Linked DNA regions of Homo sapiens: region 1 is linked to region 2. A link is a loop called in an ENCODE intact Hi-C map of the cell type or tissue named here. Cell type or tissue: dorsolateral prefrontal cortex. All regions are shown on one strand. Each heading gives the region's core, and the rest is flanking DNA. Links, peaks and the distances in the headings are about the cores only. Region 1 overlaps REV3L (REV3 like, DNA directed polymerase zeta catalytic subunit). Region 2 overlaps REV3L (REV3 like, DNA directed polymerase zeta catalytic subunit).

Region 1 (12,668 bases), core at 2,474-10,473, 56 kb after region 2:
AACTTTAGCTCTTCAGTTAACCCAGATGACAAACCTGTAGTGCCTCCAAAAATGGATGTAAGTCCATGTATACTCCCCACTACAGCACATACCAAGGAGGATGTTGATAATTCTCAGATTGCTTTACAAGCACCAACCACGGGATGTAGTCAAACTGCAAGTGAAAGTCAGATGCTGCCACCAGTTGCCTCTGCAAGTGATCCCGAAAAAGATGAAGATGATGATGATAACTATTACATTAGTTATAGCTCCCCTGATTCTCCAGTAATTCCCCCTTGGCAACAACCAATATCCCCAGATTCCAAAGCATTAAATGGAGATGATAGACCCTCATCACCAGTAGAGGAGCTGCCTTCATTGGCTTTTGAGAACTTCTTAAAGCCAATAAAAGATGGTATACAAAAAAGCCCCTGCAGTGAGCCTCAAGAGCCTCTAGTGATATCTCCAATTAATACTAGGGCAAGAACTGGGAAATGTGAATCACTTTGCTTTCATAGTACACCAATCATACAGAGAAAACTTCTGGAAAGGCTTCCTGAAGCACCTGGCCTTAGCCCATTATCAACAGGTAAGTGTACAAATAACAGGAAGTCTCCATAATTGTTCTTCAGAAATAGAAATGAAGATAACATTAGACTGTAATGAAAATCAGAGCTTTTTAAATGAAGGTATAGCTCAGCAAATATTTTTCGTCATGTCTTAGAAAGTCGTCACATGGCAACTGTCTTTCTGCTGTGAAATCTACTTATATTTGCTTCCATCCTGTCTTGTGGGTGAAATGCAGGAGCCCTCTCAAAAGGCTTATCTTCTCAACTTGACTTTCCTGTTGGCTTTTATACATACCCAGGTCTCCCACATTTTAAAACAGAAACAAAAAACCTGCCTTGACCTCACGTCTCCAGCCAGCTTCTACTCTTTCTCCTCCCCTTCAAAGCCAAATTTCTTAAAAGATTTATCTAATTTGACAACTCCAGTTATTTACCTCCTACTCATTTCTCAGCCCACTCTAAACTGAATTCTGCCCCTGTCATTCTACATTATAGCTCTTGTAAAGATTCCCAGTAAACTTATAGCTAAAACCAATAGATGTTCCTGAGTCTTATCATATGTCCTCTAAGCAGCCATTTTCTTGTTGACCTTACCTTCCTTCTTGGAGCTTCTCCACTTGGCTTTCCTCCTACTTCTCTGTTTTTTTCCCACTTGATTTTCTCATTATTCTCAGTTGTTATCTAAATGTTGGAGTTTATTAAGGCTTGGTCTTAAGCCTTCTTTATATCTTTCTCTAAATGATCTAATTCCTGTCTACAGGATTACTACAGATAACTCGCAAATTTATATTCCCAGTTCAGATCTCTCTTTTAAGCTCCAGAACACTATATCCAACTACCTATCTGACATTTCCACTTGAATGCTAAATGGCACCTCAAGATTAGTATTTTAAAAACCAATTCATGATCTCACCGCATACATTCACCACCACTTCCCCAACACACTTATATATACATGCCTCCACATAAAAACCCATCTGGCCTTCTTTCAGTTTTCCTTATTTCAATGAATAGTGCCATCATTTCTTAGTTACACAAGTCAGAAACATAGAATTTATTTTTAACACTCACCTCATTCCCTCATTACCCACCTTGTAGTTTCTAGTCCCTAACCAAGCCTTATCACTTGTTTATCTCCCAAGTAACCCAGATCTATCTACTTTATTGTACTTCTTCCACCACAACCTTAGGCCAAACTGTCATCATCTCTTGCCTGGGCTCCTGCACCAGCCATTTTATCTACTCTTAGTAACTTCCAATTCTTTTGCACAGTAATCAGGGAAAAATCCCCACTCTGTTCTTAGTTAGTTACTACTCTCTTCAGATTTTACCTCCAGGAAACCTTCCCTAATCTCCTTGACTACATAAAAATTCCCAATTATATTCCCCTTTGTTGTATTAGTGCAGTTATAATTTTATTTTTCTAGTATGTTTGATGAATGTCTGATTCTCTCTCTAGACCCCACAAGGGCAGAGATTATGTCTTTTCTTCCTCATCATAGATACTTGATAAATAAGTGAATAAATGAATTAAACAGTTCTCTAGGTTAATGACTGAGGTATAAAATTCAGTAATTAAAACATAAACATTTAAAATACAAAATGTCAAAATGTTATTTTGGTTGGGATCAGAGGTTTGAATTTCATTTTTAAATTATGAAATTCTGGGGGGAATTCATAGGACAGCACCCACAAGTGGTACTTAAGTGTTTGGAACAACAAAAGGTTTTTTAAAAACCAGAAGCAGGTAATTTTGATATACATGTTAAATATTAAATTTCTTTCTACAGAACCAAAAACACAGAAGTTGAGTAATAAGAAAGGAAGTAATACTGACACTCTTAGAAGAGTACTGTTAACACAAGCAAAGGTAACTATACTAAACATTTTTAAAGATCAGTGGAAGAGCCAGTCTTTTTCCTAGATTTCAGTTAGATAATTGTTAACTTTGTCTCAATTAAAAAATTTTGGTTACTTAAATTTTTGCATCATTATTTGCATATCTTTGAGACAACAAAAATTTGCCTTTTTTTAGTTTTTTTTTTGATGTTGGGATCTAAAAGATTCTTATATGTAAATACAAATATTACAGAGAAAGTGAATATGATAGCCAAAATGTGGATTATGAGGATACAAATACATTAACTGATTACTGGCAAAATCAGAACAATCCAATGACAGCAGAGCTCAAGTAAGTGATTTTTGATCCCACCAAAAATATATCCTTTTTCTTGGTTTATTACTTTTTTCTAAAATATAACCTTATTGATTTTTTAAAATTTATTTTACTAAGTAGTAAAAGAAAGCAACATTATTTACTACTGAAACTCTGGAAAGTCACAAATGTCTTTATTCAAATACTAAAAATATGACAAAACTTAGAATTATATGGTTATGTGAAAGAAGTATACATTAGACATACATCCTTGGAAATATATGCTAGAAATCACTTATATATTGGCCACTTCTTATAAATGTCATTAACTACATAAAATATATTTTAATATTTCTGAGATTATCAAACTTTTTAAACTTTCATTTATAAAATACTGTTGAATTACAAGCTATATATATTAAAAAATACTATATCAGTGTGTTGTGAACATAACACTTTGGGGAAAACAGTTAATAGATTTAGAAATCAGAAAAAATAATTTTGTAAGAAATGGAAAGATTCCATTTTTTTCTGAATCTTTGAAGATTACATTGTTTTATTTAATTCATCTTTCAGACACATGTTATATTAGAGTAAAATACAAATCAGTATTTCAAATCTTTTACAAACTTTAGCCAAAGTAGTTGGAAATATATTGATTGCTTGCTTGTCTTTCTTACTTCCAAGAAAGGTCAAGATAAATGTCCATGTGGTATAAATGTCAACTCCCTACAAAACTGTTATTTTCAGTATTGAGGGCTTCTGAACTGAGAGATAACATATGGTTTGCTTATATTTCTACATGTATCCAGTTCTGATATCTTTGTTAGCATGAAAATAACATTAATAAAATACAGTTTGTTCTTGAACTTAGAGATGATATTAGTTTACCATTTATTACTAAACACATAAAGCATATTATCTGAGAATAAGTAATCAAAAGAAAAATGATTGCTCATGTATCTTTTTCTGGCTGTGTGTGTGTGTGTTTTTTTTTATAGAATCAATTTGCAGCAGTAAATACCCCACAGAAAGAAACTTCTCAGATTGATGGACCATCTTTAAACAATACTTACGGTTTCAAAGTCAGCATACAAAACTTACAGGAGGCAAAAGCTTTACATGAGGTAAAACTGCAACAGTAAGGACACATACATTGTGTTCAGTTTAACTCCTGTTTTATTCTATAAAACAAGTATGGAATTTTTTTAACAAGGGAGGAGTATATTGAATTCTATCCTATTAATCTTCATCTTGTTCTCATTTTACTATTTTGTATATTTACATGTTTATGTACAATACATAAACTTAAAGCATTTAAGTTGCTGAGACTGCTTTGTGATTTCATATCTTTCACAAATCTCATAACTGAAATTCAGCTTATGGACATTAAAATAAGAAAAGATTTTTGGGAGGTGGAGGTGGGATGATCCCTTGAGTCGAGGAGTTTAAGACTATCCTGGGCTACATAGGAAGACCCTGTCTCTACCAAAAAATAAAAATAAAATTAGATGAGCATGGTGGCGCGCACCTATAGTCTCAGCTACTTGGGAGGCTGAGGTGGGAGGATCACTTGATCCTGGGAGTTCGAGGGTGCAGTGAGCTGTGATTGCGCCACTACACTCCAGCCTGGGCTACAGACAGAGCAAGACTCTGTCTCTTTGGGGAAAAACAAAAAAAAGAAGTAAGTCTGTATTTTGGGGATTATTATATTAAGATGTTATGTCACATCTGAAATGTGATATTTACTTGTATTTTCTGTTTGATTGGCTGAGTGGATTAGAGCTTGCTACAAAAGAGGATAAATTCATTCACTCATATACTCTCTACTTAATCCAGCTATCTTCACAGCACAGGCTGCCTGCCAAAGACTAGGACTTTGCAAAAATATACATCAGCTACAGTATGCATTGGAAAGAATATGTGAATGGGTCACTGTAAATTTATTTGTATGCAGAAAACAAACTCAAAGCACATATCTGACTGGCAGTAAGATAGAAATTGGAGTATGTTTTCATTGTTTACACCTGTGCTGTCGTATGGTAGCCGCTAGCAGCATGGATATTGAGAACTTAAAATTTGGCTTATACAACTGAAGAACTGAATTTTAAACTTTATTTAATTTTAATTTAGATTTTAAAACATAGTTGACTCAAAGTATGTTTGGAACGACTTAGGTATGTAATACTATTTTTTACTCTTAAGTTGTATGAAATTACAGATCAAGTATTTCTGTAGAAAATTTAGCGTGCACAGTGAGATATACTAGAAGGATAAAGTACATACTCATTTCAAAGACTTCATGGAAAGAATAATTTAAAATATTTTGTTAGTAATTTTAATATTGATTACATGTTGAAAGGATAATATTTTAAATATATTGGATCAGATCAAAGTGTTTTTAAATTAACCTATTTTTATTTTTTTAAATGTGACTACTAGAAAACTTTAAGTTACATGTGACTTTCATTATATTTCTATTGGACAATGCTAGTTTTATACAGTCACTTTATGTCTTTGCTTTTAAAGCAGAGGATTAGTAACCACCTTTAAGTTATAATTCAATTTTTAAGTGTGGTTTTTTTTCTCAAGTCAATTCTGTTGTAAACTGTTCTAGAGATTAGATTAACATAAACTGAGGGAAAAATTTTAATATTGTCCTCCTTTGTTCTTCACATTTGAACTGAGAATTATGTTTTTTTAGAATTAGATTGGAACATAGTCTCTCCCTCATTTATTCATTTGCACATTTTTCTCATTCAGCAGCATTCATTCAGTTTCTGTTTTATACCTAGGTCTATACTAGCCCCTGAAGCCTAGATAAATTAAGTGATAAATTCAGTAATACATACCATCAAATGCAAACTTGAAATTAGCAAATTTTTAAAAACTTTTTTAAAAATATGTATTAAAGCAAATTTGATAGACCATAGCAAAAAGACATGTTACATTTGATTATTCTCTTATTTGAAAAGTACGCTTTTCTACATTTTCCTAGGTAACCCTGTTTCAGAACCATGGGCCCTCTGGAAGTTAAAATCACTCTGGAGGTCTCACTGGTTGCTCTGACAGCTTCTTCCTCCCGATAACCGGCTTTCCTCATCTCAAGGCACATTCCAAACTGCCGCCCGGTGGTTGAAACAGGGAATAAACCAAAGAAAAAATACTGTTCTCTTCCTTTCTCTAGGAAATTATGCTTGTGGCATTTTCTCCCTCTGTTTCCATTACCCTAGGATAATCTCTCTTTCTTCTGCACATCAGTACTCAGTGCAGAAGACAAGGGTTGTAATCTTTGTCCCCCTTCTCACCTGCCTCTTGCCTAGTCACACTCACTAAATCTCTCAAGCCATGTCTTTATATAGTTTGCTTTAAAAAAATACCCCCTAAGCACAGTAATGCATTTTGTTATTAAGGAATAGAAATGCAAATTTTGAGTGTGAAAATTTGATCTAGTAAACAAAAATCAACCTCTAAGACCCTTTTAACCTAAAATTGTTTTCAGAGTCTTCATGTCTTTTCATATGTTCATCCCTTTCTTTTTTTTTTTTGTTTTTTTTTTTGTGTGTGTGTGTTTTTTGTTTTTTTTTGTTTTGTTTGAGACATAGTCTCACTCTGTCACCCAGGCTGGAATGCAATGGCACAATCTCAGCTCACTGCAACCTCCACCTCCCAGGTTCAAGCAGTTCTCCTGCCTCAGCCTCCCTAGTAGCTGGGATTACAGGCATGCGTCACCACACCCGGCTAATTTTTGTATTTTTAGTAGAGACGGGGTTTCGCTACATTTGCCAGACTGGTCTCAAACTCCTGACCTCAGGTGATCCACCTGCCTCAGCCTCCCAAAGTGCTGGGATTACAGGCATAAGCCACCGTGCCCGGCCTCATATGTTCATCCCTTTCTAATGAAACTGGTTGTTTTGTTTTATTTGGGTTTGTGGGAGGAGTTTTCCATTTAAAAATTTTTTATTTACTAAATTAATGCATGCTTATTGTTAAAATTAAGTTCTGAAGAGTATGCATTTAAAAGTAAAAGTTTTTTCCCTTAGCTCTCCATTTCATGTGGTTTGATTTTTTTTTTAATACTAATATTTTAAAGTAGAAACAGCAGTATATGTTTCTGAGGAAAGTGGTAGATTTGTATTTGTTTTATTATTATGCCTTATACATGCATAATTGATGTTCTTTATATTTTAAAAAGTACTTAGTGGCCAGGCAAGGTGGCTCACACCTGTAATCCTAGCACTTCGGGAGGTTGAGGCAGGAGGATTGCTTGAGGCCAGGAGTTCGAGACCAGCCTGAGCAACATAGTGAGGCCCCATCTCTACAGAAGTTTTTATAAATTAGCTGGCCATGGTGATATGTACCTATAGTCCCAGCTAGTAGGAAAGCTGAAGTGAGTGGATCACTTGAGCCCAGGAGTTCAGGGCTGCAGTGAACTATGATCACACCATGGCATTCCAGCCTGGGCAACAGAGAGAGACCCTGTGTCTAAAAAAAAAAAAAAAAAAAAAAGATTATTTAACAAATTTACAATGAGCACATGCAATAGTATATATACCAAAAATACTCAATCAGGACAAAAAAATTTGCAATGAAAAGTAAGCTTCCCTCCTACTTTAGGCTAGCAATTTCTTTCCCCCAAAGCAATAAGTATGTCTGCATTTTTATGTCACTTTTCAGAAATTTTCTATGCATGTGCTTCCATTTTTTCATGTATAGAAGTTTACTGTGTTTACTGGTTCCATGTATCAGTGTATTATAGTGATCTTTTTATATTAGGACATACAGATCTGCCTCATTCCCTTGAAAATCTTAAAGGTTACAGAATATTCCATTGTGTGTATCCTTTATGGATACCACATAATTTATGTAACCTGTCCCCAACAGGTAAACATTTAGTTTTTTTCCAGTCTTTGCTATTCTCGAGTAAACATCCTTGTTGTGTATATTTTATCTACATGTATGAGTGTATCTGTCTCTAGGATAAATTTTCAGGAGTAGGATTGCCACATCAATGGATTTTAATTTTGATAGAGATTTACCAAATTCTACTCCTGTCACTAGTGAGAAACTTGAATTTACATTTCTTCAACAGTTTGCATGCAAGATAATACAAAACACAAATCCTTTGTTAAATTTATATGATCTGAATAATTACCAATATTGAAACAGGAATCTGTTTTCCATTGCCAGGTACATGTACATGATAAAAAGATGAGGTATAATTCTAGCTATAATCATGAATTCAACCTATATTTTGTTTTTCTTATTTACTCTGTCTTGATTTTAGAAAGAAAACTAAGAATTACAGTTAAAAGTTTATATTGGCATAGAAAAATAAGCATGAAAAGCAAATATTAACTTTTTTGCATTATATGTTAAAGAGAAAATGTGCATGTGTAAAAATCTGGCTGTTGTGTAGTTGATACCATAACAGTTCTTTTTTTTTTTTTTTTTTTTTTCAGGAAAAACTATAATTAAAAATCTGCCTAGTGTATGCAAAAGTCTAAGTTTAAGTAGCCCTCAAGTAGTAGTGAATTAATTGGTAGGAAATTTGAATTTTAAAAAAGCTCTCTTTTTACTTTAAACTACAGGTAAAACTATATAGTTTAGCTAACTACATGAAGAGTAAAACGTGACAGACTTTGGTTTCATTGTATAACTACTTGGACTAGTCATTCTCTTTCTCAAACAGGCATTGAGAGATCCTGCATATATTTGAGAAAAATAGTCTAAATATTGTCATTGAGAGCAGATTTTCTGAAATAACATCATGAATTGATTTAATCTAATCTTGGGATTAAAAATCTTTCGTTTTAATATATGGAGTGCTGCTGAGCTGTGACTTTGTCCTTTATGTCCATTTTTTCTGTAATCTTACATACATATTTCCCTAGAGCCTTACATACTTCTTTGAGCATGTCTTTAAAAAATGTTTTAAAAACATAGTATTTATTTGCTTTTATAGATACAAAATCTTACCCTAATCAGTGTGGAGTTGCATGCTCGAACTAGACGAGACTTAGAACCGGATCCTGAATTTGACCCAATCTGTGCTCTGTTCTACTGCATCTCATCTGACACTCCACTGCCAGATACAGAAAAAACAGAACTCACAGGTGTAATAGTGATTGATAAAGACAAGACAGTTTTCAGTCAAGGTATTGTCCATTTTTATTAATGATATACCTGCCCACTCTAGGGTGAATGTTTTAATGGGGAATTCCTGTGCTGAAGATCTAATCTAAGCAAGCATGATGACTCTTTTCTAAAATGTTTGCTGAGGTAGGGGTAGGAGATTGTGTATAACTTTGTCCTAGATTTATTATTCTTACTTGGATTAGTCAGAAGCAGCCAGGCACAGTGGTGCCTGCTTATATATAGTCCCAGCTACCTGGGAGGCTGGGCAACAGGATTGCTCGAGCCCAGGAGTTTGGGGCTGTAGTGCACTATGATTGTGCCTGTAAATAGCCACTGCATTCCAGCCTGGGTAACATAGCAAGACCCCATTTATTTATTCATTTTTTAAGTCAGAAGCAATGCAATATAAAGATCTTAATATTTATAATTATCTTATATAATTTGTTCTAAGTATTATTTTATAAAAATACTTACTACTAATACAGAGTCCACCTTATTATGTATCCCTAGATTAGGTGCACAGTCTTCCTTATGTATGCATATGCAGGTATTTTCCTGCTGATAGAGGGTTTATCTTACCACTATAAGTTAATGGTTTATAAGATACTTTTAAGATATATTCTTACTTTGCTTATATCTCTTTATCTTTCTTTCTAAATAATATACTTTTGGTTCAGAGGTTCTTCATATAGAATGCCATATAAGGCATTTTATAAAATACCTACTGTCCCTCTGCAGCTTTCAGTGGTCACCATTACAAGTGAATTCAGTCCACTGAGGAGGAAGTCTTAGCACAGAATACAACCATATTAAGAATTTGCAATTTATTCAGTGATGTGCTTGAGCTGACACATACCAGCTCACAAGCCAGTTCTTGGATTTTCATGAATTTTTCAAACTAGTTGCTGTCACTTTGGCAGTTGGAAATCAGTCATAGGGTGGGGGAGGGGTCCTTACATCATGAAATAGGCCAGCACTACAAATTAAGGCTTTCTTTTTTTTCCTGCAGAAGTGGTGGTTAAGCATTTTCATCATACCAGAGATTAAAATGTCCTGTGCTAAGCAAAGCTCTCCTGCTAGGAAGAGTAAAGACAGAAACAAAGTAATACAGTTTCTTCACAAGAGATATGTTATTTTCTTTTTTTTTTTGAGACAGAGTCTCGCTCTGTTGCCCAGGTTGGAGTGCAGTGGTGCGATCTCCGCTCACTGCAAGCTCTGCCTCCCGGATTCACGCCATTCTCCTGCCTCAGCCTCCCGAGTAGCTGGGACTACAGGTGCCCGCCACCATGCCCAGCTAATTCTTTGTATTTTTTAGTAGAGACGGGGTTTCACCATGTTAACCAGGATGGTCTTGATCTCCTGACCTCGTGATCCGCCTGCCTCGGCCTCCCAAAGTGCTGGGATTACAGGCGTGAGCCACTGCACCCAGCCAGTGATATGTTATTTTCTAGGGAATTTTATGAATGCAGCCTTTTCAGGAGAATAGCTGAAAATACAAAATTTGAATTTTCAGTTGTATATTAAACTAAAAAATCTTTTGAGAGTTTTTTAAAGACATTGAGTTAGTTATGTTTTCACTTGGGGAGATGTTTTCTTAATTTGAAATATTTCAGTAGTACAATTTTACTTAAAAGTAGAGGATAATATTACTTTTATATTATGAAGGTATATTATTATATAATGTTATATATAATAGACATTTTGTTTGTTTTTTAGATATCAGATATCAGACTCCATTACTTATTAGATCTGGAATTACAGGACTCGAAGTCACCTATGCTGCTGATGAGAAGGCACTTTTTCATGAAATTGCAAATATAATAAAGAGGTATTGTTTTGTATATCTGATTTTTCCAGTTTTATTCAGAGAGTCGTTTCATGCTATTGCAGATAATAGTGAAGATAAAAGTAAAGGTAGGAAGAAAGCGAATCCCTTCCTATGACCCTTGAAAGCAGAGTTACTCTTGGGAAGATTTTATACTCACTTCCCACCACCATCACTATTTTCATCAGACAAGGGATAGGAAAAGCAGTGTTCTGTTCTCAAGATTGAGGGGCCAGTGAAAGACAAATATTTGTTTAGCCTCTAACTAACTTCCCAGTTGTACTTGAGGTTGGTTTTTCTGTGGTGCTGAAATAATGGAGAACTGTATAAAGTTCCATTGTATTATTCATTAACTAGGTTTCTACCTTGGGAGCCAGCCACCATTTCAGTACCTTTTTTTGGTTTGTTTTTTCTTTTTTAAAGTTTTCTGAGTTCTAAACAAGCCAATATTTTCAAAAAGCTTTGGGATGCATTCTCTGTATAAATTTATCTGTTCATAAATGTAGGATTATCTATTACATACTCTTGTGCACAGAGCTCCTTAAAAAATCTCTTTTGACCATTTGGTAGTCGGTCCTCAGTCCGATAGTAGAATCTTGTCCAAGTTTATGAAAAAAAATTTTTAACAAAAATATTTTAATTTAAAAATAAAATCATTAAGTGGATAATTTGCATTTTCTCAACAGTGTAGCTCTTGGTAGCCATGGACTCTCTTATTAAATGCTTCACTTTGTAGAAACTTAAGGATTCTGCCCATTGCTAGGTTTAGGGTTTTAGATGCCTAAAGCAAGATAGAAGACATTCTTTGGATCCTGATATACAGATAAAAGCTGTCCATGAGCATGTTGTTATACTCACCCTTTTTTGTTTTGCTTATATAGTTGAACTTCATCCTATAAAAACTAAATCAGTATTCTACATGAAAAATTAAGATGATATTCTACAGACTTGTCATCAGATTGAATCCCAGATGGGTTAACATAAACCATTCTGAGAATTAGAAAACCAAAACATGTGTTTTCTACAAAACAAAATTAAATGACAGAGCATCAAAAATAGTATGCTACTACCCACGACTCTGAAGGAAAAAAAGTATTTTTACTATTTATAGCACTGGTGACTAGATAGATTCCCATCTATTTGAGTCTTGTCATTGTCAGTCCTACCTTTTATCTTCTCACAGAGGTTGTCATCAACATGTCAGATGCTTTCAGTATCCACACTTCTTTTATTTCTGCAAGCAACTCAGAGAAAGAAATATGTAAGAGTTTCAGTCAATACTATTTTGTGTACCAGCACATGTCCAGTAATGTCCCTGGGCTTGTATGCTTGCCTTTTCCTTGTTGGGTATATTCCCAATGATAGGATTACCTGCCAACATTGAGAATTTTGTTAGTCATTTGCAAGTATAATAACTTTCTTAAATGTCCATAAAATGAAATGTACTAGTAATTAAGGAAAATGGGGTAAACAAAACTGTCATAAAAAGAAAAATGCTTAAATGTCAACTTTTCAATTCTATAGTGTTCTTTATATATTAGTCCAAACAACTCTGCAAAAAGATTGATTATTTCATTCTTTCACCCTATTTGTTGTGTACCTACTCAGCACAGCCTTTGGAGTCAGCCAGCACTGTGTTTCTGTCTTGAATAAGTTGCTTAACTCTCTCAGCTTTGTTTTCCTAATCTGTAAAATGGGTAGATAATACACATAAAACTCTTAAACTCAGGTCTGGCACATAGTGAGTACATAAATGTTAACTGTGTGTAAGGGGCAGTGCTAGGTACTAATATAAAAATAAATATATCTTTATTTTTCCATTTTTAATATTGACTTCCTCAAGTGACAAACACGAAAAGTAATATAAAGTGATATTAAACAAGTAAAACCTCATCTATAATCTTGTCACAATCATTTTCCTCTTTCTGTATTTCCTTGGACTATTAACTTCACTTTGCGCAGTCTCCCTAACTTAAATATAACTATGATTCTTCCCTTTTCC
Region 2 (12,668 bases), core at 2,840-10,839:
CTGGTGTTCTTGAATAAATACGCCTTGAATTGTTGCAAACCTTTAATTTCCAGAGTTCTGAAAAAGTTGCTTTTGACAGTTTTTGCCAGTGTTCTTGTTGCTTTTATGGAGGAACAGATATTGAAAGGTCCTTACTCAGCAATTTTGTAAATGCCTCTTTTCAGTCCTATATACTTTTATCTACATCCTGCCACCAATCTCTGATCCAGCCTCTCGTTACTTGCCTATCTCTTATATTTCCACTGGATCCTTGGAACACTGGTTCCATGGCTAATATGTTTATATTATCAAATTTTCACTATTAGCTTCCCTTTCTTGCCTGGTAGCCCTCTCAGGGCTCTGTCTGTCACATTTCACATAAATCAAAATATTTAGTGCCTCTCTTAAATATCGGCTCAGGATTCTTGCCTAGGTCCCTTCTCTTGTATTGGGTATTGGATATTTTCCCTGAGAAATCTTACCCAATTGTTGCTCATACTGGCAAATCTGTCTTCTTCTCTAGCTCAGATCTCTTTCTTAAGCTCCATATCTGTATGTGTTTCATTTAAATATCCATTTAGAAATTCTATAGACATGTAAAATTGTATAAATGCAAAACAGAAGTCAACCCGCCCCTCTTTTACAGTTTTCTTTGAGTGACATTATCATCCGTCCAGTTGCCTAAGCCAAAAATAAGAGTCATCTTTGATTCCTTCTGCCTTATCCTACTCTCAAATTCCAGTTACCATAGCCTCTTGATTCTACTCCCTAAATCCTTGACCTTTTCTCCACCTCTACTGACATCTCGACTGAATTCCTCCAGCAGCCTCCTAAACAGATTTTCCTTTCTGTAGTTCTGTTGCTAGTGTCCCCACAATGTGTCCACAGGGAACTTTATAAAATGCGAATCTGTACAGGTCATTAGTACATGCATGTGCGCACACACACAAAAACACAGACTTTCTCTCACACACACACACACTGTTTTTCTCTCTCTCATACTCTTTTTCTTTCTCTCCTTCTCATACTCTTTTTCTTTTCTCTCCACTGCACTCCTTGTTTCATCCCACCTACACTTTTCCTGTTCCCAGATGCCATGTTTCTGTTGCTGTCAGGTTTCTGTACATACTGAAAACATTCTTCCTCATTTGCTTGGCTAAATCTGATTCATAGTTCAGATATCAGCTCAAATGTCACTTCCTCTGGTAAGCCTTCCTAGATTCTCACAAGTCTGAGTTAGATACTTGTGGATATAGCCATAGGATTTTGTGCTTCTGAGCACCTGTCATACCATACTGTAATTGCCTATTTATTCATCATTTTCTCCAAGTAGACTATAAAGTTAGTGGCTTTATAGTCATGAAGTTAGTGGCTGTGTTATAAGCAGCCTATGGTTTAGCACCAAACATTGGGTCTCCACAAATTACTTGAGTAGAGAAATTATGACTACATTTATGAATAAAGGAACCAACTATACCCTGCACTGTATATACAAAGACACATTAGACAAATGTATGAATAAAATAGACTTTTGAAACATCTGGTATTTCAGCGATATAGTTTCTCTTAGTAATTTGGGATTAATCATTTAAAGCCAATGATTCTAGATAAAGTTCTGTATATTTTATTTGAAGAAATAAAATGGCATAAATAAATTTGAAACTCCAAAGTATTATTTACAAATAAAAGGAGAAAATGAAAGGAAACTGTTATATATTATGCTTTGTTTTGCCTTTTAAGTTTCTGGGTTATTTAAAAGTAGGTAAATTCTTTCTTCCTCCCTTTTGTTTACACAAGTTGTATATTTAGTGGGGGGAAATATATATATATATATATATACGTATATATATATATATGTATATATATATATGTATATATATATATATGTGTATATATATATATATGTGTATATATATATATATGTGTATATATATATATATGTGTATATATATATAAAAGAATCACCCATATATATATAAAAGAATCACTCATCACCTGGTCTCATGTACTATGTTATTTTATAACTGATTTTCATCTGACTATAAAGACATCATAAACATTTTCTTATACTAGGAAATACACTTAAACATCTTCTGTTGCTGAGGTTAGCAAACTTTTTCTATAAAGAACAAGAAAGCACATATTTTAGGTTTTGAGGGTTGTAGGGTGTCTATTGCAACTGCTCAACTCTGTCTATAGCATAAGCAGCCATAGACCATTCTAAATGGCTGTGGTGTATTCTTATAAAACTTTATTTAGAAAATCAGGCAGGAAGCAGGATTTGCTACAGAGCCACAGAGCTATTATACAGATATAACATAATTTTACTTATTTCCCTATTTTTGGAAATTTAGATTATCTTCATTTTTTTCACTATTGTTAGTCATACCTCACATCTTAGTATCTGAATCTTCGTGTACATTTTTAAGTTTTTCTGTAAGATAAATTCTGAAAATCTAATTTCCAAGGCTAAGAGTACATCCTTACAACTTTTCTTTTTCCATGAGAATAGATAATTTAACACTTTCTGTGACTGAGTTTTGTTTAGTTCGTTTTGTGGTTTTGTGGAGATGGGAAAAGAAAGATGGAGTAAAATTTAGAAAGACAGAAGCAAAGAAAGACTGGAAGGAAACAGATGGAGTTAATGATAGTGATATAAAACTTGAGATGTTCCAGGAAGAAGAAAATATGAAAATTTTTGTAAACGTAAATGTTCTTGCTCACATACCAAGTTTTTCTGTTTTATAGCTCTGTCGAGGTTTGTTTAAAACCTTGTTTAGATTGAATTTGAGATTTGGGAGATGGGATATGCAAATTACACAATGAGTATTTCTTATTCTCCTAAGATACTCTTAGGCTATCACTATTTTGATTTTGATTACCCATCAGCTTTAAAAAAAAAAAAACTTTTCTATTCCAGATGATGATGGAGAAAGAAGTCTAATTAATTAGAGCAGAGATTGGCAAACTACTATCCATGGGCCAAATCCCTCATGTTGCGTGTTTTTGTAAATGAAGTTTTATTGTAACACGGTCATGCCCGTTCACTTAAGTATTGCATACAGCTGCTTCCAGGCTACAACAGCAGAGTTATGTAATTGTGTCAGATACAGCATGTCCCATAAAGCCTAAAATATTTACTGTCACCTTCCAGAAAAAGTTTTCAGACCCCCAAATTAGAGGAATGGTACATTTAGTCTTTGTGTTTATCGAAACTGAATCTACAAAAATACCCCAAGTAATTTTACTACAAATAGGCTAACAAGATTTTAGATGGGCAATTTAGAGACCAAATCAAGACACCTAAATTGCAGAATAAAATGTTGAAAAATGACAATAAGAAATGTTGGGATATAAAGGACTTAATGTTTTGTTTTGTTTTTGTTTTTTTTGAGATGGAGTCTCGCTCTGTCTCCCAGGCTGGAGTGCATTGGCGCGATCTTGGCTCACTGCAACCTCCGCCTCCCGGGTTCACGCCATTCTCCTGCCTCAGCCTCCCGAGTGTCTGGGACTACAGGCACCTGGCTAATTTTTTTGTGTTTTTAGTGGAGAGGGGTTTCACCATGTTGGCCAGGATGGTCTTGATCTCCTGACCTCGTGATCTACCTGCCTCAGCCCCCAAAGTGCTGGGATTACAGGCGTGAGCCACCATGCCCAGCCAAGGACTTAATGTTTAGTATAATTCTGGGTTCCGTGAAAGATGAAATTCAGAGCACCCACATACTCCTTGTTGAAGAGGCATCTGCCTTTTGTTATGTACTTACACACAATGGGAAGTAGCCAGCTCCACAGAGTTTTGCCATGGTGTCAAGTTTTGGTGGCGCTTTTTAAAATAACTTTTGCAGCTTCTGAATTAGGGAACATCAATCAAATTGGAAAATTCAAACTCTGAAATTTTTGAAACCTGTGTACATGGGCTTGTTCAGCCACAGACGATCTTATTTCTCTTGGACTTGTTGTCTAACTTCAGTTTGCCATGATAGTAAGAGGGAACCTTCAGAGGAGGGGAAGGGGAGTTGTTGTTTAAAGAGTATGAAGTTTCAACTAGACATGATGAATAAGTTCTGGACATCAGTTGTACTGCATGGTGACTGTAGTTGATAATGTATTATATACTTGAAAATCGCTAAGAGATTAGATTTTAAATGCTCTTACCACAAAATAATAAGTATGTGAAGTGATGGATATGTTAGCTCGACTTAATCATTTCATGGTGTATACATATCAAAGTTTCATGTTGTATACCATATATATGTACAATTTTTATGTATCAGTTTACGTTAATAGAGTTGAAGGGGTAGGGATATTTTCTTTCCTTAAATCTATATGTTACCTAGAAATACCTAATACCCTGACTCCTTTAAGAATCCAAAATGGCCGGGCGCGGTGGCTCACGCCTGTAATCCCAGCACTTTGGAAGGCCGAGGCAGGTGGATCATGAGGTCAGGAGATCGAGACCATCCTGATTAACACGGTGAAACCCCGTCTCTACTAAAAAATACAAAAAATTAGCCGGGCATGGTGGCAGGCACCTGTAGTCCCAGCTACTCCGGAGGCTGAGGCAGGAGAACGGCGTGAGCCCGGGAGGTGGAGCTTGCAGCAAGCCGAGATCGCAACACTGCACTCCAGCCTGGGTGACAGAGCGAGACTCCATCTCAAAAAAAAAAAAGAGAATCCAAAATCATTTAGTAGAAGGTTTCAAAATACCATAACTTTCACTAATTTTATAAAAACATTCTTGAAAGCATCCTGTATGTGGAACTTCTAGAAGTATAGTGGAAAAGCGCCTGGACTGAAGTCACAAGTTCTTAATTAGACCACTAACTAGATGTTGAAAAAAGCTGGGTTTCTAGTACCAGCTACCTACCTCTGGACTTCTTTTAGGAGAGAAGCCACTAATTTTAATGCTAAATCCACTGATTTGGGGGCATTTTCTCACAATTTAACCTAATCCTAACTAACGGGAGTTGTAGTAGACTGGTTTATCTCTAAAGACTTTACAGCTCTGTATCTCCACACATTTGTGTGAGGTAGAGCTAGCGGAGGGAAATAAATAGAAGTGGTCTGTATCTTGTCAAGATAAAGCAAATTACAGAACTACAAATTTTATGGTAATAAAAGACATACTATTTCCAAAAAGCAGTTGACTCTCGTGTTCATTTTTACACATTTCTCTTTCCTTATTTAACTTTTGAGTTTTTTATTTTATCCTGTTTCTTTCATTTTCTCTTATATCATTCTTATTCTATATTAGAGCTGTTAGTGCTATGCCAAGAATTCCTTGTGTTGTGGTTGTTCTTCAGGAGGTTGTTCTTGAGGAAGGGTGATGAGTAAGGCACTGAGCCATCTCTAGCTGCAGGAGCACTGGAGAGAGAGGTACGTCTGTGTTGATAGAGTGACTACAGATTTGGATGGCACTTCAGGTCATTCAGGGTAGGAAAGTGCAATATGTTGGGGATCCTTCTCAACCCCACACACCCATGTCCTCCTCTAACCCTGATGGTAGTTACATTAATTGTATCAGAGTCCCTCTTTTTTCGTGGATGTGTTTCTTCAGATATTCAAAGGCTTTCACATCATTCCTTTGTCCTTAAGCAGTTATTCTGTTTTGTTGTGGGTTCTTTAATTCATTTAATAAATGTTTGTTAAGCACATACCATGTGTTTTTTGTTGAGTTCTGGGGACATAGTGTTCATTTGAACACAATAACACCTCCCTAAGAGTTTTTGCCATGAAATGGGAAAGTTAGATAAGGAAACAGGCAATTATAATAAAAAATAAAAACTGAGGAATTAAGGAAGCCAACATTGACTTTTTAAAAACATTGAACCAGCATGGTTAAATGGAAAGAGTATTGGTTTTAGGTTTTGTTGAGCTGGATTCTATTGCTTAATAGTTATGTGACTTTGGGAACGTTAACCTCCATCAATACTGCAAGATTATCCTAATTAGAAATACATAGGTAAAGCACTTACCCTATTACCTGCTGAGTAAATCATTTCTTCCTTTTTCCTAAATTGTACATCCCAAAATTGTTGTAGTTCTGAAGCCTATAAATAGAAAGGTAATTCTTCTGGTCCCTACTTCACAGGAGATGTGAAAAGTGGATATAAAATTATTTTTAAGACACTTTGTGAACACTCTGACCATAAAGAAACTATTAATACAGTCCAATTTTGTAATTGTTTCTTGTAAAATTTACCCAAAATTCCATTATTGAGATATATTGACTATAAAACAAATACCTTAGGAATTTACAGTATTGCTTGTAAAATATGGCATTGCACTAGTAATTCTGTAATCACTGGTCTTGCATTTGTCAACTTAAGAGGAAATAATTCACTGTCTTCCCACCTCCCTCAACCTGTAGTTTAGCATACCAGTTACTCTTAGTCAAATTGTGGTTTTTGTCCAGAAGGGTAATGGTTATAACATTTATTCATGAGATATTTAAAAAGCATTCAAGTAAGTCATCAGTAAATTGATTAAATCTATTAAGACTCATTAATATAGTTTGAATGTTCTCTATTTGAAGAATTGAAAAACTATGAAATTTAGGAATTAATACCATGTTGTATTTAGAAATGAAATAGCCAAACTGGAAACTGAAATTTGTATAACAGCAACACAATTTGTAATTTTTCAAAAGCACGACAGTTGGTAGTTCAAATCAGAATATTACAGTTCGGAGAATCAGATCTTGTTTCATTATGTGACTGATCTTTCTAAATTTGCTCTGCTTTATGTAATAACTGTTCCAGATTTATTTTTCTGTCGTAAGTGTACCTTAAAAATAAGAGAAGCTAATGTTATTCTTTATAAGAAATGTAAACATTAAGATATCAACACAGTGTAGAACTACTTTCTATATATTTTATATAAATCATTCTAAATCATAAATGGGAAATAGTGATCAAACAAATATTTACATTCCTACCAAAAGAAAAGGCCCAGTGAAGCAGAGTGAGGAGGGATAAGGGGTGGGGAAGAAGCCTGAGGCTTGTGTTGGCAGGAACAGCACAGTGAGAGCGGGTGACAGCATGAGAAAAATGGATGTGTTCTTCCATCACTGCTGTTCTCCTCTCTGTTTGGATTAGACAAATGGCACATACCCAAGGGGAACTAGGGACAATGCTCTGAGGACAGTAACCACTTCCATACAGCCCTGCCAGATTCATGAGAGCAATGGTGCATCTGCTTTTTGTTGCCATTGTTGTTACTTAATCTTGTCATGGACAGATTATCGTTTCTGTGGCATTTCTTTTGTGGGTTCTCACTCAAATTACTTTCTTTATCATGGCTGTGCTGGATTGTCTGTTGGCAAGTCAGCACCATTTACCCCTTCTGCACCTTGACTGATATATTGGTTTTCTGAGAAGTGTGCATGTTGGCCTTTTGTCTCCCCTTGTTCCATACCACCAAATATAAAATTTAGATACCCTGAAATCCATTATAGATAATTGATCTGTAGAGATTTTGTTTTGATTTGGTTTTGTCTTTTTTTTTTTCCTTTTAATGGCAAAATTTCATTTTTACCCTCCTTCCCACTGCAATAGCAAAATTCTGCACACTGGAACTGCTTTTACATTCCCCTTTCTCCCAGAGCTGCCTCTCTTTTAGGGAAGGCTCTTGTTTGAAAACATTAATGCCAAGACAGGCATTCATTGATTTATTTAGTAAACTTTTTGTGAATTTTTGTAACCTTCATAACACTGTGCTTATAACCTTCATAACACTGGTATTTATAGATGATTCAGTGAAGTACACAAGACTAGTTGGATTATGAGGGTTAAATAGTGAAAATACTTTCATCAAAACTACTGTTTAAGTCATACTGTTATACAATGCTTGTGTTTACACAATGTTTCCAAATGTTCTGTTGTAAAATGTAGTTAATACTGGTTACTTTGAACTATGGGTTAATTTTTTTCAACTCTTCCCTTAGATAAGCTGTGTTGCCATTAGAACATTTAAATGAGTTTCATTCTGAGTTTTGTATTGTTAAACTGTGTCTGGAAACTAAACTTTATAATGTGTTACATTTTAGGTCAGAAGACATGTCTTCATCTACATGGCATCTTTCCTTACCTCTATGTGCCATACGATGGTTATGGACAGCAGCCAGAAAGCTATCTTTCTCAGATGGCATTCAGTATCGACAGAGCACTTAATGTGGCTTTAGGCAATCCATCTTCCACTGCTCAGCATGTGTTCAAAGTGTCATTAGTATCAGGAATGTAAGTATATGATAATATATTTTATAATTTCTGTTTATGTTGCTATTCTATTTAGAGGAAAACATACTCAGTTGATAAACTCTATTTCTTTTACTTCTAGTCTAATGGAACTGTAGTGAATTCCTTGCTGTAACTTTTTAACATGAATTTTTATGGCAATGAAAGGTAGAGAGTCAACAGTGATTTTTGTTGTTTCCTTTCCCATTTCTCTGCTTCCTGTAACTATAGAAATTCATTAGTAATTCATATAGTAATTTATTCAGCAAATATTTCTTAAATACTTTTTATGTGCTAAGCACTGTTCTAGGCGTTTGGGATATACTGCTGGACAAAACAAAGAGCCCTGCCCATGTGGAAGTTACATTCTACTACGGGAAACAGATAATAACCAATAAATACAACATTAAATTAATTTATTTGCTATATGATAATTAGTCGTGTGGAAGGAAAGAATCTATACAAGCAGGATAAGAAGGAATAGTAGTGTGGGGTAAGGAAGTAGACTAGTGACAATTTTAGAGTAATCAGGGAATGTGTCATTGACAAAGTAACAACATCTGAGCAAAGACCTGAAGGAGGTAAGGGAGTAGGAACAGCATGGAAGCCAGGTGACTAGAGTGGAAGAGTAAAGGAGAGTTGGACTAAATGAGATAAGAGAGAGATGAGAGGGTAGAGACTGTGAGGACCAATGATTCTCAAAGTGTGGTTTCCATACTTTGGTTTCCTAGTATCACCTACTATCATTAGCTTTACCTAGTTTTACAGCCATGAGAATATACCTCTCAGATCTCCAAATACACAGAGAATGAGTGAATGGCCCCAGCTACTATACACTCAATTCCAGTCTGTCACTCCACATGAGCTGCTTTCCATAGGCTACTCTTACCCTATGACTGAGCATGGCAAAGATACTAAAGCAGATCTGTAAAACATCCCTCTGTCCACTTGAGATGAGACTGGTATCTAGGTCTGGTGGCTATGCCGGCTTCTTCTGGCTGCCTTCTCATTTTCTCTCACATTTGGCATTTACTTCTTGGAGGACTGGGACTGACACACCTGGGAACTTGGTAGAACTACATTCTTGGGGCCCAGCAATTTGTGTTTTAATAAAGCCTTTCTGATGATTCTTATGCATGCTTAAGTTTGTTAATCACTCAGTAGGCTAATGTAAGGACTTTGACTTTTACTGTAAGTTATTACATGATTTTGAGCAGCCAAGATCTGGCTTAAACTGGAAAGGATTACTTAAGCAACTGTATTAATAATAGATTGTAGGGGGACGAGAATAAGAGCAGGGAGAGAATTAGGACATTAATCTGGGTAAGAAAATATGGTGGCTTGATATTAAGGTAGAAAAGACCAAGGAATTAAAATTAAAACAAAAAAGAAAATAGTGTGGCTTGAACTAGGGTGGTAGCAGGGAAGTAATCATCAGCTTCTGGATCTATTCTGAAGGTTGAGTTAATGTATTAGCTTTGCTTTGTGTTTGGGTAAGGATTGTGAGAGAGGAATCAAGGTTGACTGCAAAAGTTTAAGGGTGTTCTGCTAGGAAGACGGAAGGTAGAGGTAGAGTCAACTGACAGGAAAGATCTGGAGCTCATACAGGAACATTTGAGTTGTTTTATGTCCATATGAAATCCAAGTGGAGACCTTAAATCTCTGCTTCCACCTTAATCTAGGCTTTCCTCTGGACCATGATAGTATCATTTTAATTGAATTTCCTTCTATTTTTATCTCATTCCAGAGCAGCAGAAGTACTCTTATACTGTAAATTTAAAATCATTTAAAAATTCTTGAGTGGCTTCATATTGTTAATAGAATACAATTTAAACTTCTAGCCATAACCTATGTGACCTCACCCCATCTACCTCTGAAACTCTGCTTTCTGTATTCCATTCAGAAACAGTGACTTTCTCTCAGTTCCTCTGCTATCCAAGTTGTTTCTCACCTAAGTTCTTTGTATGTACAATTTTCTTTCCTTGAGTGTTCTACCCTTCCCCAATCCTCCAGATCATTGACCTCTTCAGAGAAGTTTTCTTTGACTATCCCACGTAAAATAAGGTATTTTAAGTAGGGCATTATTATTATTACTGTTTTTATTATTCTGTATCTCAGCCCATTATTTGTTTTCTTTAGCACTTAATACAGTTTGCAGGTATTTTAATTTTTATTTATTTACTTAATTTTTATGTGTTTCTTCCACTAGCATGTAAACTGCATGCTAGTGCACTAGCATGTATGAGATGACTCAATAACTGTTTGGTTGGATAAATGAATGAGGTGAAAGTTTACACTCATCCTATAACAGGAGCAATTATGTTAGGGATAATTATCTACTTTATCTTTTAGTTTTGTTTATTCTTGATAGTTTCTAATAACTTTCCTATATATATCCTCATTTCAAAGTTAAGTCTCCAAACAGCCCAGTGAAATACATAGTCACTTATCTTCCTGTATTTTTGTATTTGTTAAAGACATTGCCACATTTTTGAGAGTAGTTGAGTTACAGATCTGGATACATGGGGCAACAGATGAGCTGCTCACTCTAATTTTTCATTGCAGTTTTCTTTTTTCTTCTAATTTTTTGGTCATTTTCTTCCCTAGATCCCCTTTTTCCTTCCCATTCATTCTACCTTCTCTAATTCCTTTACTCCTTCAATTTTTCCTACTTAAGTTACATAAAGTTGCATCTAGCTACCAAATTAACATTTACATGAGGTTTAACTCTATTCTTTTTAGACTATCACTATCCTGAGGCTGAGTTAAGAGATAGGATCATGACCTTGGGCTAATTTCTGGGATTCCTTCTCACTCATGATTTTAGAGAATCTTCTATAAAGAGATTCTCAATCCATCAAAATTAATTAGGTGAGATTTTTCGCTATCCACACTCATTTTCCTTCCTATTGATATACTTAAAAAACTAATTACGAGATATAATTTTTTAAACATGAAAACATCTGCTTTCATACTCCTCCATTCTACTTTTTTCCCCCAAAGAGTCTCCCTGATGAGGAATTCTTTTGGCAAAACCATTCATCTGGCTGAAGATAACCCATGTTTCCAGACAACTACCTTTGTATATATGAAAAATACCATAGCAGGAAAGGGCTACAGTTAAGGTTGAATTTGCCAATGAGAGAGAATGATATCATTTATGTAATATGTCTTTCTTTAACCAATTCTTCATGGCAACAAAATAGGGTATACAGCAGCAAACTAGACGGGAAGTGGTATTATAAAAAGTTAAGAAAAGGGTGAAGAGTAAGAGGGAGGGATGGTCAGGTGAGACTTTTCTGAGAAGGTAAATTAAGCAGAGTTCTGAATGAAGATTAAACAAGCCATGCAAAAGTCCAGAGCGGAGCTTTCCACTTGAGGGATCGAGTTAGAGGGTCTGAAATGTTTAGAGTGGTTGGAGGAGAAGGAAGAATGGTATGACTTGAGATTGGAGTGAGAGGCAAGGATGAGATGAGGAACCCTTTAGACCTTGGTAAATAGTTGTTTTTTTTTTTTTTTAACAGAAATTACTTTATAACAATAATACAGATGGCTTAAAACAACTAAAAAATTATACCCAAAATAATGTCTCTGCTACCAAATTAGTCCTTTATTTGATGTCCACTACACTATTAGACATCACAGAGAGGTGATGTCCTATGAGAGTAAATTCTATTATCTGCTGCCTGTCATAAGGGAACAATGTTTTTAAATAAAGAGTGATTGGGTTTATCCACCTAAAGATTTAACCGTGTATTAACAGACCACTTTTCAGCCAATACAAAGCCTTTTATTTCATTCACAAATTTACGCCTGTTTATGTATTGTTTCTAATTACATCATCCTTGAAAATAGTGTTCTGTATATCAGAGGTTGTAGTGTAGTTTCAGATCCTCCTGAAATGATGTGAGAGTTCAGCTTATTTCATCTTGCACCGAGGATTTCTCTTCCTGTTATATAGCCTTTTGCTTCCCCCTTTCCTCATTCCAGCTGATACCCCGAGAAAAAACTCAGCCATAACATGATTATGTTGCTTAAGTAAGTCCATGGTCTTTTTCAGTCTCTTAAGTTCCTGTCTACACAGTTTTTTCACAGGATGCACTTGATATGGTTGTGTGTTACAGGTTTATTCATATCAGCTACTGAAATACATGCTGTGTGTACATATAATAGGTACATTGTCTCTGCTTATTGAACTTATAAAATAATAATAAACAGCTGAATAAGGAAAGTAATGTAAGTGTTGTTAAGTAAAGGACTTTGTTGAAGAAGAACTTCAGTTTTTAACAAAAAAATGGGAGCCAGAAGAAGGCGGCTGAAAGGTCTGTTTCTCTCATATGTGGAGTAAAGCAAACAAAAATATGTTTTCTTATATGTGGAGTAAAGAAAACAAAAAGCCACTTAAAGAGTCTTGATGTTTGAGATTAAGGGGTGGATGGTTTGTTCTTCCTTTTT

Evidence for each region. A loop is a pair of places that touch in the nucleus more often than their neighbours do. Peaks named below come from ENCODE experiments on the same cell type or tissue, not always from the same donor. Only the 100,000 strongest peaks of a DNase experiment are listed, where the experiment ranks them.
Region 1: a loop joins it to region 2, with 2.0 times the contacts of the local background. A loop is called at or near these places in 4 of 110 quality-filtered maps.

Annotation. Positions count from the first base shown.
Region 1 is chr6:111,355,015-111,367,682 of GRCh38, reverse strand. It overlaps REV3L (REV3 like, DNA directed polymerase zeta catalytic subunit), which reads left to right. Exons shown (of 32, transcript NM_001372078.1): 14 at 1-568; 15 at 2,339-2,418; 16 at 3,705-3,830; 17 at 8,669-8,861; 18 at 10,558-10,669. Among named protein-coding and RNA genes, the nearest start is that of SLC60A2, 100 kb to the right of the region's middle. In dorsolateral prefrontal cortex, for the core only: CTCF peaks have their summits at 5,622 and 5,829; a DNase peak (open chromatin) is centred at 5,822.
Region 2 is chr6:111,411,831-111,424,498 of GRCh38, reverse strand. It overlaps REV3L (REV3 like, DNA directed polymerase zeta catalytic subunit), which reads left to right. Exons shown (of 32, transcript NM_001372078.1): 2 at 8,027-8,216. Among named protein-coding and RNA genes, the nearest start is that of REV3L, 65 kb to the left of the region's middle. In dorsolateral prefrontal cortex, for the core only: no CTCF peak of the experiment used is centred there; a DNase peak (open chromatin) is centred at 7,038; H3K4me3 peaks cover 1,258 bases; H3K27ac peaks cover 1,497 bases.